2 separate regions of the Mus musculus genome follow, and region 2 is linked to region 1. A link is a loop called in an ENCODE intact Hi-C map of the cell type or tissue named here. Cell type or tissue: heart. All regions are shown on one strand. Each heading gives the region's core, and the rest is flanking DNA. Links, peaks and the distances in the headings are about the cores only.

Region 1 (8,349 bases), core at 1,602-6,601:
CAGAAGCCACGGAGGGATGTTCTTTACTGGCTTGCCTCCCCTGGCTTGCTCAGCCTGCTCTCTTATAGAACCCAAGACTACCAGCCCAGATATGGTCCCACCCACAAGGGGCCTTTCCCCCTTGATCACTAATTGAGAAAATGCCTTAGAGTTGGATCTCATGGAGGCATTTCCTCAACTGAAGCTCCTTTCTCTGTGATAACCCCAGCTGTGTCAAGTTGACACAAAACTAGCCAGTACACACTTCAACCTCAGAAACCACAGGAAATATTCAATTATCCCATTTAGTAAAGTGTTCCAGGAGAAAGGCAGGACACAATAGCCAGTCTGAATTTGAGAGCAGAGCTTCTTACAGGATCTTGACTATGATTTTTTTTTTTTTTTTGAGACAGGGTTTCTCTGTGTAGCCCTGGCTGTCCTGGAACTCACTTTGTAGACCAGGCTGGCCTCAAACTCAGAAATCTGCCTGCCTCTGCCTCCCGAGTACTGGGATTAAAGGCATGTGGCACCATGCCTGGCTTGACTATGATTTTTAAAGACTTTTTTTCTTATTTTACTTACTACTGGTACCAGAGATGGACTACATAGCTTGTTCTTGCTAGCCAAATCCTGTACTGCTGAGACACACCCCAGCCCTTAGATAGGACCAGAGCTAGATGTTCTGTTCTTCTGTTTCATGAATATGGAGGCTTTCTTGACCTTAATTATGAGAAGTTGGAGAAAAACTCTGCAGATGACCTCATTTTAGTAAATACAAAAAATAATCTGTGAGTTTGAGGCCACCGCGGTTTGTATGTTCTAGGCCATCAAGGACCACATGGTGAGACCCTGCTTCAAAAATAAAAACAAACACAAAACCCACAAATAAATATTTATTATTTTCCAAATACTTAAATATTCCCTAGGTGGTTAGAGGAAGAGATATCAGAGAGAAAGAATGTTGTCGGTAGTGGATCGCGGTCATGTGTTTCTATAAATCCATGTCTCCTAAGGCTCCGAGACAGTTCCATATCCCAGTTCTGTGGGAATGCTTATTGATCATTCAATAAAATTATAAAAGCAATCAGTGGTCCATGAAGCATTTAATCTCTCAGCCTGAGCATCAGCTGCAACTAAGGGAAAGGTCATGGTGAGCACCCAATCAGGTGAGTTAAAGATCAGTGTTTTGAGGAATCAAGAGGGGTGGGACCAATGTGTCACTAGGATGACAAGACTTTGCACACAGGGGCATCGGTCGTTTTGAAAAACCCTGCCTTCCATTTCAGTTAATTATCCTTAGAACAAGGCAACCTTCCAGTTATGTTTGACTCTCAAAAGTCCTCCAAAGGCTACATGCTAAACACTTGGTTTCCAGTCTGCGGCGCTACTGGGAGGTCATACGGACCTTAGGAGGTAGGGCCTGATGGAAGAGGTTCAGACCACAGGGAGCATGCCCTTGAAGGAGATTTCACCCCTCCCCCTCTGCTTCCAGCTGCCAGGAAGGGGGCAGCTCTGCTCTGCCACAGGTGTCCTGTAATGGTGTTCTGTCTGACCACAGACCCAGGGCAATAAAGCCGAGCTGCTGTAGACTGGGGCCTCTGAAGCCAGGAGCTAAGAGAAGCCTTTCTCCCTTGTAGTAATAAGCTGGGTAGCTCAGGTGGTTTGTCACAGGCAGGCAAACCTGATTCTTACATCTCCCTTAAAGAGTTGTGTGAGGGCTTTTAAAGAGCCATTTTCAGTACACAGAGCACAAGCCAGGCTACCACAAGCTATCTACCTTCGAGCCTCCTCCTCTACAAAACACCAAAAGATAGGATAAAATTCAGCTCCAAGAGTGACTAAACCACCATAAGAGGGATCTGAACCTCTATTTTTTGAAAAAATTTTTACAGCTACACAAATTTCCAAAACCAGCAGAGGTGCTTACACATTCACCAGGGACCAAATACAAAAAGTTCGGAAAGTGACATGAGGCTATTGACCATGGGATATATTTGATATATTTGATATATTGACCATGGGCTATATTTGAAATTACCTGACTGCAACCTTTGGGAGAATGTTTCTTCAAGAGTTACAAAGAATGGAAACGCAGGAGCGTCCCTGTGAGTGCAACCAGCGCTGTGGCAATGGGGAGTGGGGGGGGGGGCTGTCTCCCTGACTTATCAGAAACTTGAAGAATGAAATTCACTGACAACGCTTGAGGAATAATTTTATTACTACAGGTAGAAAGCTGACAGAATAAAGATGAAATACAGCAGAAAGCAGAATTCCGGAGAGGTTCCCCAAGAGAAGAAAATCAAATTCTTTGAGCTTATCTAGGGACTTCTTATAGGACTCAACACAGACAGTGGACCAACACTGAGGTAGATTATCTGAGTATGGGAAAGTTGAACATTGGAAGGCACATAGTCTATGCACAGTCACCTGGTCCAATCAGGGAGCTCAAAAGCTGTTTATGCTTGCCTGGTTAGGGCTGGTTGAAGCCCTTCTCTGTCCATCTCTGACTTCTGCCGTTATTAGCTCTTGACCTTGTCTGTCTGCTGGTAAGTGTTGCACTACTCCAACCTTGCACGGTCTGGCTAGTCTTGGAGCTTTCTGGGGTCGGCTAGTCATGTTATTTATCCTCTCTTTGGTTCTGCCTTATGTCATTAGCTCTAGCGTGACCACGGGCCTTTTTCCTTTTCTGTCTATGGAGAGTTAACAGTTATCACAGCTACCAAGACATAGCTGTGGTTTTTCTTGGTTACCTCATATTTAGCTTATAGTAGGTGCAGTCTGGAATAGGATTAGGTCATGTTTTTTTTGGTTTTGGGTTTTTGTTTTTTGGGGTTTTTTGGTTTGTTTCTTTCTTTCTTTTTTTTTTTTTTTTAGAAGCCACCCTTAAAACTTAGTCAGCTACAATTAGCTCCATTAGAAGCAAGACTCTGTTAATGAGCCACAAGGCCTTGTTTGTCTTTCTTGGGGAAGGAGCTTCGGAGAAGCCTGTCTACCTGCCAACCCTGACCCAACTTAGCTGTCTCTCGCCCAGCTGCAAGCCCTTTTCTCCCTCTATTCCCAACTCTAACATGCCTGCTCTCTCTTTCTACAGAGCAGTTGCCCTTGCTTTTGTAACACGTCTATTTACGAAACCTTTCCAAAAAACCCAGTTTGCTTGAACTTTCTCTCTCAGCTGAGCTGGAAAACACCAACTCCCTGCCCATTGACTCATTCTAGGAAACCTTTTCAGTTAAGGACAAATGGTTACACATCTTGACAAGGAACCGGACGAGCGCAGAGCTGGTGGTGCAGGCAGGCCCTGATTCCCAACATTTGGAAGGTGGGGGCAGGAAATTCAGGCCATCCTTAGCTACATAGAAAATTCAAGGTCAACTTGAGAGTGAGGAAACCTTATCTCAAAACAACCACCACCACCGGCACCGCTACCTGGAATGTAATTAAGGAGCAGAATCAGTCTGGTTTCAGCAGAAGTGGCTCCAGGTTCCACAAAGACTAGAAAGAGGCTTGGAAGGGGCGTAAGGAGAGTAAGGGAATAAGGGCTTGTTTGGCATGGATCAGTAGAATGACAGTTCCCTGATATGCTTTGGCACAATCCAGACTTTTGTAGCGGTATCTTTCCCAATCTTTCTTTTTAAACACGATTTCAACACGTACCAAGTTGTAAGACAAGATTAATCATTATGCATCTCCCGTACTTAACAAACGCTAACGGGCTTATCACAGAGGCTCTCTCTAAGAGAACCAGGAACACTTTAAGCTGTAACAGCAAGTCCAGGGAGGCCTAAAAGCCACAAAGCCAGAGCCACAATCAGAACCAATGCACGCATTTACCACCCAGAACCCGAACCGGATGGCACCTACTGTGATCCTGGAGCCCGCGGGTGGTTGCCTTTGTGACCAGCCGGTGCACATCGCTGTGCGCGGCCTGGCCCCGGAGCAGCCCGTCACGCTGCGCTCTGTCCTGCGCGACGAGAAGGGCGCGCTCTTCCGAGCCCACGCGCGCTACCGCGCGGACTCCCACGGCGAGCTGGACCTGGCGCGCACGCCCGCGCTGGGCGGCAGCTTCTCGGGGCTCGAGCCCATGGGGCTGCTCTGGGCCATGGAGCCCGATCGGCCTTTCTGGCGCCTGATCAAGCGCGACGTGCAGACGCCCTTTGTGGTGGAGCTGGAGGTGCTGGACGGACACGAGCCCGACGGCGGGCAGCGGCTGGCGCGGGCGGTGCACGAGCGTCACTTCATGGCCCCCGGGGTTCGGCGCGTGCCGGTGCGCGAGGGCCGGGTGCGCGCCACGCTCTTCCTGCCCCCAGGTGAGCAGCCTTCCCTCCTGTGCTTGCAGCCCGGGATGCTTCAGGGGTGCAGCGCAAGGGCCCCTTCTTCCCTGTCTCCCACACTTTTCAGGGGGCTCCCTGGAAAAGCCTTAAGGACTTGGGTTCATGGCTAGGTGAGTCGTGTCCTGAAGTGAATGAAGGTCACCGCAGGAGTTTAGGACCTTAGAGCATCCGAGTTCCCCCAAAGCCCTGTAAGCTAGAAATCTGCACTCTGATAGTAAGACCTATGGGTGGTTGTGCAGGGGTTCGCGTTTGACATCTGTTGCTCAAGAACAGCCCTTCAGGCAAAGTCAGCGCAAGCACTGGGTGACTTTATGATTTGCAGGGCTTTGGCGCCACCGCTCAGAATCTGGAATCTGAAAGTGCGCGTGTGGCCTGTCAGAGAGTTTTGTTTCTTAGGTGATTTTGATGTAACTCTTTCCCAGGGTAAAAGAGCCACAGCTTTGAGAAAGACTTAAGTACAGAGAATCTCAGAGTGCTGTTCCAGGGGATTTGGTCAACTGTTTCATATCCCTTTAAAATGCCAACAGAAATGGCAGTTTAGTGAGGGTCTGAGGATTAAGAAAGTAGTACTTATAGAATAGGTAAAATTTAGTTTTGCAAGTTTGTCTGCCGTCATATAGCTCTAGGATAGGGAAGCGATGTGGAAAACCGAGACTGTGGTTCTTTGGTTAAAAACTTTAAAATGCTTTAATGCGTTTGCTTGTTTACATATTTAAATAGCAACAAGCAAAGAAATCAAGAACTCAAAGTTTTCCATAATAAAAAGTCTCTCTTCCGTGGGAAGTTATTATTACAGGCCTCATAGGCAACTGTGTTTCCTTTCAGTTTTTAGTCTAAAGGCCTAATTTGCCTCCCAATCAGAACACTTTTTAAAAAAAAAATATTTATTTATTTATTTTATTATATGTAAGTACACTGTAGCTGTCTTCAGACACACCAGAAGAGGGAGTCAGATATCATTACATATGGTTGTGAGCTATCATCATGTGGCTGCTGGAAATTGAACTCAGGTCCTCTGGAAGAGCTGCCAGTGCTCTTAACCACTAAGGCATCTATCCACCCACACCCACCTCCACACCCCCCCCCCCAAACCCACTATTTTTAAAGGTCGATTTTCCTAAGGACCCTGTAATGCTTCATTTACAAACCATTGTCTTGTTCATTGCAGTTTACAATCCTTTGGGCGGTCCTCATTCTCCTCCCTGCCCCACAGCCCCTGAGACCTGGGGTCCCTTTCCTATCATCCCCTGACTTTCATATTGTATTCAGTGAACCAATGCAAGCCCCTGGGTCCGGCTTCACTTGTTTGTTTGGTTGTTGTTTTTCGAGACAGGGTTTCTCTGTGTAGCCCTGGCTGTCCTGGAACTCACTCTGTAGACCAGGCTGGCCTCCAACTCAGAGATCTGCCTGCCTCTGCCTCCTGAGAGCTGGGATTAAAAGCGTGCCCCCACCACCCGACTCCAAAAGCTTCACTTTTAAAAGCTGCCAGAATGTTCTTTTGATGTAGCAGGTCCACCTCCAGGATACTCTCTTGCTCAAATTCTGAGTGTTTGTGGTATCTAAGAAAACAACTCAGATGCCCAGGAGAGAATAAAGTGTTTCTATCTATAGCCAGCTTTCCAGACGCTCTGAGACCATCAAAAATGAGGTGAATCCAAGTGTAGTGGTGGAGGAGGGTGGGCTGGTGTGAAGGATATATTGGTGTGTGAAAAAAAAATTCAGGAATGTAAGATGTCAGTGTTCTTAGATCAATAGTTTTGTATTTATAAACAATATACATAACCTGGGCATGTAATTGGTACACAGAGTCCTAGCTCCTGGGCTTTACAGAATTTAACAGCACTGTAATATAAAGAAGAAAGGCATCAACTTCAAGGATCAGTAAATTACCATGTATTCCTTGGTGTGTGACCCAGGATACAAAGCACATCACCCAGTTGGGAATAAAAGCAACCATCTGGAGTCTTCAAAGTTAACACTCTGCTACATTTAACTTAGTTAGTCACGTGGTTCTCTAGCATGCCGGAGCCCCTTCCTTCAACCCCAGCAATGGGGAAGCAGAGGCAGGAGGGTCAAGTTCAAGGTTATAGAGACCAGCCTGGGCTATGTGACACTGTTTCTAAATAAATAAATGCATTTTACACCAATTAAAAAATATCCTAGGAGATTATAGCCAATGTAGAAGAAATGTAGCTGCCATTTGTTGGTGTTGGTGGCAACTGACAATGATAAGCCTTGGACACAGAAAGTATGGACTTGTCCGGCAGTGATGGCGCATGCCTTTAATCCCAGCATTTGGGAGGCAGAGGCAGGCGGATTTCTGAGTTGGAGGCCAGCCTGGTCTACAGAGTGAGTTCCAGGACAGCCAGGGCTACACAGAGAAACCATGTCTCGAACACCCCCTCCCCCCCCCCAAAAAAAAGAAAGTGTGGACTTTGCAGGAGAATCTGTTTTCCAGAGGAGTCCAAGATGGCCAGTGATGGTTTGATATCACAAAACCTGGGCGCTCAAGCCACCCAGTTCTGAGATGCAAGGTTCCAAAAAAGATGCTGTGTTGCCAAAATAGGAAAGAGACTTAGTCTGAGCCATTGGTTCAAGAACATATGGTGCCTTGCCACTCTGTCCCGGTGCTGGCCACTCAGGGCTGCTCCACATTTAACCCTGTGCTGCCGACCTCAGAACACCTGGGTCACCCACAGGACTGTGTCTAGGCCACCGAGGGAGGGCAGATCCCCCATCTGGCAGTTTTAGGAAAGGTAAGGTCCTAGATCTCCAGGAATACACCACCCAACAAAGCGTATTTTTAAAAACAGAAAGAGACTTGGATGTTCCACATCTTTCTTCCTGCCCCCCTTTCATTAAAGAATAAGATACCAAGGCATTTGGAAACTAAGTCTGAAAGAGAGTGGTAGGTTTTTTTTTCTTTCTTTCTTTCTTTCCAAGGAACTGGACCCTTTCCTGGAATCATAGACCTTTTTGGAATTGGAAGTGGCCTTCTGGAGTATCGGGCGAGTCTGCTGGCTGGGAAGGGCTTTGCCGTCATGGCTCTGGCTTATAACAACTACGAGGACCTCCCTAAGGACATGGACATTATCCACCTGGAGTACTTTGAGGAAGCTGTGACCTACCTGCTCAGTCACCCTCAGGTTGGCTGTTACAGTATTTTGGTTTAGCTTGTGGAGTCCTAAATGCCTCGAGCCAAAGTTGGATCTGTAACCTAGTTAACTTGAAGGTTTATAATAATATTTAGTGCTTTCCAAATCTATAGAGCAAAGGTTCCTTACCTGGGATCATCTCAGGGGGCCATGGGAAGGTTGATTCCTTGGAGTTTGAATTGCTCATAGGGTGACCAACCATCCCAGGTTGCTGAGAAGAGAGAGTTTCTTCCTGCATTGTCCATTTCCCGCCCACACTGAGGTAGTAAAGACGAGTCATAGGCATTCATCTCCTTAGCCATGTCACGGTCTTGTGTCCGTGATGTCATGTCTACCTTCCAGCTTTGTTACGAGCAGTAAAGGACTCATACTTGTGAGGTGTTAGAATATGCCTGGCATTTCCTGAGAAGCTTATAGACACCCATTCAGCAAACACTAGAGGATGTAGACGCAGCATGGCCAGAAGACAAGGTCATGTCTACACGTGAGCATAGACACAGCAGGGGCACAGCAGGGGGGGGGGCGCTAGAGAAAACGTGATGGCAAGATTCCATGTTCACGAAAGTAGCAGAGATGGGGAATCACTCAAGCAAGATAAGGGGGGGGCCTCATTCTGAAGACGAACATTACCTGCTGTTAATGGTCTAGATCAGTCCAGCAGTTATGACTTTGTAAACATTTCAGGACCCATTACCACTTAAATCCTAGGAAGAAAGTAAACACGGGACGAGATGAACTGTGAGCCAGAATCTCCCCCGGGTGGCTTCTGTTGATTCCGCTTTGACTCATAGGTGGCTGATTATGATTTTATAAAGCACAGAGACACAATGTCTGCAAGGCATCTACTTAATTACCTCAAACGCTCTTTGGAGGAAAAACTATTA
Region 2 (5,000 bases), core at 1-5,000, 340 kb before region 1:
TGGTGTTGTGAGAAAGAATATGGAGAGATATCTTGAACACCACTATATGCTTTTTAAAGTACTATTAATAATGAGTCCCAGCACTCGGGAGGCAGAGGCAGGTAGATCTTGGAGTTCGAGGCCAGCCTGGTCTACAGAATGAGACTATAGCCAGGACAGCTTGGAATACATGAGAAACCTTGTCTGGGAAAATTAAAATAACAACAACAATACTAAAATCAGGTAGGGAGTACTTCATGAATTTGAAAAGATGAGATTACTAAGTTTGTAGCTGCATGAAGAACATTTGGAGGCGGAAAGTTGGCTCTGTGGTGGTTAAGAGCACTTGCTCTTCCAGAGGACCCAAGTTCAATTCCCAATTCCTACATGGCAGCTTACAACCATCTTTAACTCCAGTTCCAGGGGATCATCTGATGCCCTCTTCTGGCCTCTGTAGACATAGGTGTATGTGTGGTGCATAGAAATGTATGGAGGAAAAACACCTATACACAAAATAAAGAAATCATAAAGAAGAAGTGTTGGTACAAGTATATAGTATTTAAGCCAAGCCTCCAAAGGGGGGAATGGTTGCCTGAGGAGGAGAATAGAAGGAGGGGTGAAGTGAGCCAGGACCCAGGTAAGCGGGAGGGAGGGCCTGGCTTCCTCGGGGACAGCAGTAAATAATAATCCAGACATTAGCACTGTCTGTAAGGAGTCCTGGTGGAGCCGTTACCACACATCCCAGGTGTATGTCTTCCAGGATGCCTTGTGCTGAGAGTCCGGCTTACTGAATGCATTTCTCGTTCTTTAGAATGACAGCCAAGAACGGCAGCAGCAGCATGACAGGCAGAGACTTGACAACCCTGAGCCAATATCTAATGGGCGGCCCCAGAGTAACTCAAGACAGGTGGTGGAACAAGATGAGGAGGAAGACGAAGAGCTGACATTGAAATATGGAGCCAAGCATGTCATCATGCTCTTTGTCCCCGTGACCCTCTGCATGGTCGTCGTCGTGGCCACCATCAAATCAGTCAGCTTCTATACCCGGAAGGACGGTCAGCTGTATGTATAAGTGCTTCGTTCTCTGGGCTGGTGTGGCTTTTCCTCGTAGCTTGTTGTTATCCTCTCAAAGATCTGTGGACCATCTTCCATCTTTCCTGATGGCCAGAGGCAGTGGGGATGATGGCAGTGATGATGTGATGTCTTGGTTTTGTTGTTGTTGTTGTTTTAGTTCTAACCTTTTGAATTCTTACTTGTGAGCCAGCAGACATGGTAGCAGGGCCTGAAATCCTAGCACTTAGCAAATGGCTCATGGAAGTTTAGAGGTTTAGGAACCATGGCTTTGGGGGACCACCATGTGGTGATTGAGACACAAGCATGATGGCATATGCCTAATCACTTGGCAGTGAGACGGGTCAGTCAGGAACTCAAGTCCATCTTGTGCTGATGCAGATTCCAGGCCAGGCTGAGCGACACAGCAAAGCAACCACATTCCTATGGTCCCTATCTTGGCTTGTGTGTTAAGTCTTTAAAGACAACTGCCTTCATCTACTGGGAGTAGATCCTAGTATTTCTCATAACAGCCTGTTTTCACTGTTTCTCAGGCTAGTCTGGAATCCACTGTGTAGTCTTGGCTAGTCTCAACTTTCTGATCCTGCCTCAGCCTCCTGAGTGTGAGGATTACAGGTGTGTGCCACCATACCCTGTTTTACGAGACTGTTATAGAAACTCAAATGACATTCCTCTTTCTCCCACAGAGCAGTGCAGGGGTAGGCAGTCCAGATTGGTATCCGGGTCTTTTATTCACAAAGCATGTGTGCTCCTCTCTTCAGCTTAGGTCCTAGATTTCCTTAGGGTCCAGACTAGAGCCTCAGTTTTCATTTGACAGCAGGAGGGAGTTGAGAAGGGGACATAGGCATCATGTAGCCGAGAGCACTCCCTGCAGGAACTACCTCTATAGCTTGTTCAGAGTTCCTTGGTCACTATGCAGTCTCATGGCCACACCTGCTGTAAGGGCAGAAGTAAGGTCATTGTGCTGGAAGCCTTGGCACTTGGAATTAAGGCATTTTTATGTGGGGCTGTCGAGATGGCTCAGCAGTTAAGAGCACTGACTGCTCCTCTAGAGGTCCTGAGTTCAATTCCCAGCAACCACATGGTGGCTCACATCCTTCTGTAATGGGATCTGATGCACTCTTCTGGTGTGTCTGAAGACAGCTACAGTGTACTCATATAAATAAAATAAATATTTTTAAAAAAGGTATTTTTATGTAAATGAAATACGAGAAGACAACTCCAATAATGGTCACCCTAGAGATAAAAAACCATTGCTTAAACCCTGTGACCTCTCTCTAATAACTGTTGTCCAGCCTTAGTAGTTACTGTGGCAGCATCTGGTTATTTAACAGAGTCTATTAAGCTATGGAGAAAACCTTGGGTGAGATCATTATTTCAGAACAAAGCATCCACTAGATGGAGCCAGTGCCTACCTGTGAGTTCATCTCTTCATAGTCTATTTCCTCTTACTCAGAAGACGTTATTTTAGAGGATAGCTATTTTTCTTAAGCTAAAAACTATTGGGTACAGGGTTGGAGAAATGGTTTAGCAGTTAAGAGGGTGCACCACTCTTGTGGATGTACTGAGGGGTCCATAACACCCACGTCAGAGAGCTCATAACCAGCTTCAGGGATTGGGTGCCTCTGCCCTTCATGAACATCTGCCCACATTCACGCAATGCACACACACACAATTTAAAATAAAAATATATGCCTACATTTAAAAATATTATTTGAGTGCTGCTTCACCCCTCCTCCCTCTCTTTAGCCCTCACCTTTCTTACTCTCTAGCCCTCCTTCTCTCTCTCCCTTCCCCTCTCTCTCCACATGGCCATGGCCGGCCTCTCTCTCTCTTTCTACCTTCTCTCTTTCCCCTGCATTTCTACAACAAAGCTCTAAAACCATTTAAAAAAAAATATTACCTAGAGCTAGGGTGGTACAGACCACAATCTCCACACTTGGAATTCAAAGGCAGGAAGATCACGTGTTCAAGTACAGCCTGGGCTACATGGTGAGTTCCAAGCTAGCTTGGGGTTTCTTATTAGATTCTGTGTCAAAAACTAACCAACCAAATAAAAATATCCTTGGTTGACTGATGACCTGCAAAAGGCACCTTCTAAAAGACTCATTAAACCGCAGACCTCACAGTGAATTACAGTTTTAAGAGTGTGCTGTTTGACATATGCATTAACACTCTGGTGTTTTGTTTCCCTCTGTAGAATCTACACCCCATTCACAGAAGACACTGAGACTGTAGGCCAAAGAGCCCTGCACTCGATCCTGAATGCGGCCATCATGATCAGTGTCATTGTCATTATGACCATCCTCCTGGTGGTCCTGTATAAATACAGGTGCTACAAGGTGAGCACGAGGCAGTCTGCTGTCCGCCTTGACCTGCCTATGGGTTGTCCTTGTGTGTGTGGGAGGGGAAGGGTGGGAGAGTTGGGGGCGGGGGAGATGTGTATGCAGGCCTGTGCATGTCAGAGTGTGCGTGTGCAGTTGGTAGGACCACTTTGTGGAATGCATCTTTTCCTTCCATCTTTGCTTGGGTTTTGGATATCAAATCTCCAAGCTTGTAAGCGTCACGTTCTGAGCCCCTTCACAGCCTCCTTGTCTTGACTTGGTCTAGCAAAGAGGAAGTGTCTTATATTTTGGATCTAAGTTATTTTTCCTTTTATTCTGAAGCATGTTGAAAGTACCAGAAGACATACATGGAAAACAGGTGTTTTCATGTAAGGTCACATGTTTTCAGTATTTTGATTTATAGTGTGCCTATGGCATTCCAAAGACTTTTGTATATATTGTCCTTAACAAATAGTGCTATAGAATTTAAGTGCCCCATAAGCCACCTTCAGATGCTGCTACTGAACGCAGTAGTGACTGGCCCCTCACTTGAGAACCAGCATCATTTGCTTAGTCTCTCAGAGCAGCCCTGCTTCTTACCTTGGTCAATGGGCACAGGGAGAAGTTGCAGCAGAGATGCAGGCCCAGCCTCCCAGCCTGTCCCCCTCTCTCCCTCTCCTCCCCTCTCTTCTCCCTCTCTTCTCCCCCCTCCTTCCCCCTCCTCCTCCCCTCCCTCCCTCCCTCCCTCCCTCCCTCAGTAAGCAACTGCGTCCTGGACCTCAGCCACCCAGCACATGCTTCATACTCAAACCTCAGAAAATCAACAAATCAATACTGGTCATGGAATCTTCAGGTCGTCCTCAGTAGTAGGAACAGTAAATGTTAACTCTCCGTATTGAAGTTTACTCTCTGTCTACATTATTTTCTCCTAGATTTTTCTTTGGGGTTTGTTTTGTTTTGTTTTGTTTTGTTTTTTGAGACAGGGTTTCTCTGTGTAGCCCTGGCTGGCCTCAAACTCACTCTGTAGACCAGGCTGGTCTCAAACTCAAAAGATTCACCTGCCTCTGCCTCCCCAGCGTTGAGATTAAAGATCTGCGCCGCCACCACCTGACAAATAGCGTGTTGTGCAGCGGTTTTCTCCGCACGTCTCACTGCACCTGTGTCTGTCTGCTTGCCAGTCTTTACCTCCTGGTCCCTTTCTTGGCCTTAGTGGACACATCCTGGACCTCAGCTGATTAGGGACCAGGCTTGTTCTTTTGCCTCCTTTTACGATTTTATTGGGGGTAGAATTCTGCCTTCTTCCACGTTTATTCTCCCCCACTTCCAGATTTCCTGCCTTTCATTTTTCAAAGTTGCCTGTGTACTACATACAGAGGTGTGGACTCAGCATTGAATTTCCTGAGAGTTTTTTTTCCTAGTAATCTTGGGAAGTTACTTAGTTTCTGTGTACTTTTACATTCCATATGGAGAAAGAGGCCACCATCTGTAAACTACCTCTCCTTGCCTCTGTTTTCAGTTTTTCCTGCACTGATCTGTTGATGACAATAAGCCAACTGTATGGACTATGTGCGTACTCCGTGTTTCATTTGGCATCTCACGAGCAGTGCATGCGCACACCTCCTACTT

The links. Peaks named below come from ENCODE experiments on the same cell type or tissue, not always from the same donor. Only the 100,000 strongest peaks of a DNase experiment are listed, where the experiment ranks them.
Region 2: a loop joins it to region 1, with 2.5 times the contacts of the local background. A loop is called at or near these places in 11 of 42 quality-filtered maps.

Annotation. Positions count from the first base shown.
Region 1 is chr12:84,049,656-84,058,004 of GRCm38, forward strand. Acot3 (acyl-CoA thioesterase 3) reads left to right here and starts at 2,489. Exons shown (of 4, transcript NM_001346701.1): 1 at 2,489-2,525; 2 at 3,818-4,286; 3 at 7,254-7,456. The coding sequence starts at 3,830. It overlaps Gm40474 (a long non-coding RNA gene), which reads right to left and starts at 4,122. Exons shown (of 3, transcript XR_872870.2): 1 at 3,841-4,122. In heart, for the core only: a CTCF peak has its summit at 4,652; no DNase peak of the experiment used is centred there; H3K4me3 peaks cover 1,217 bases; H3K27ac peaks cover 741 bases; H3K27me3 peaks cover 2,114 bases.
Region 2 is chr12:83,711,514-83,716,513 of GRCm38, forward strand. Psen1 (presenilin 1) reads left to right here. Exons shown (of 12, transcript NM_001362271.1): 4 at 791-1,041; 5 at 3,251-3,392. Among named protein-coding and RNA genes, the nearest start is that of Psen1, 26 kb to the left of the region's middle. In heart, for the core only: a CTCF peak has its summit at 2,443 (motif pointing right); no DNase peak of the experiment used is centred there.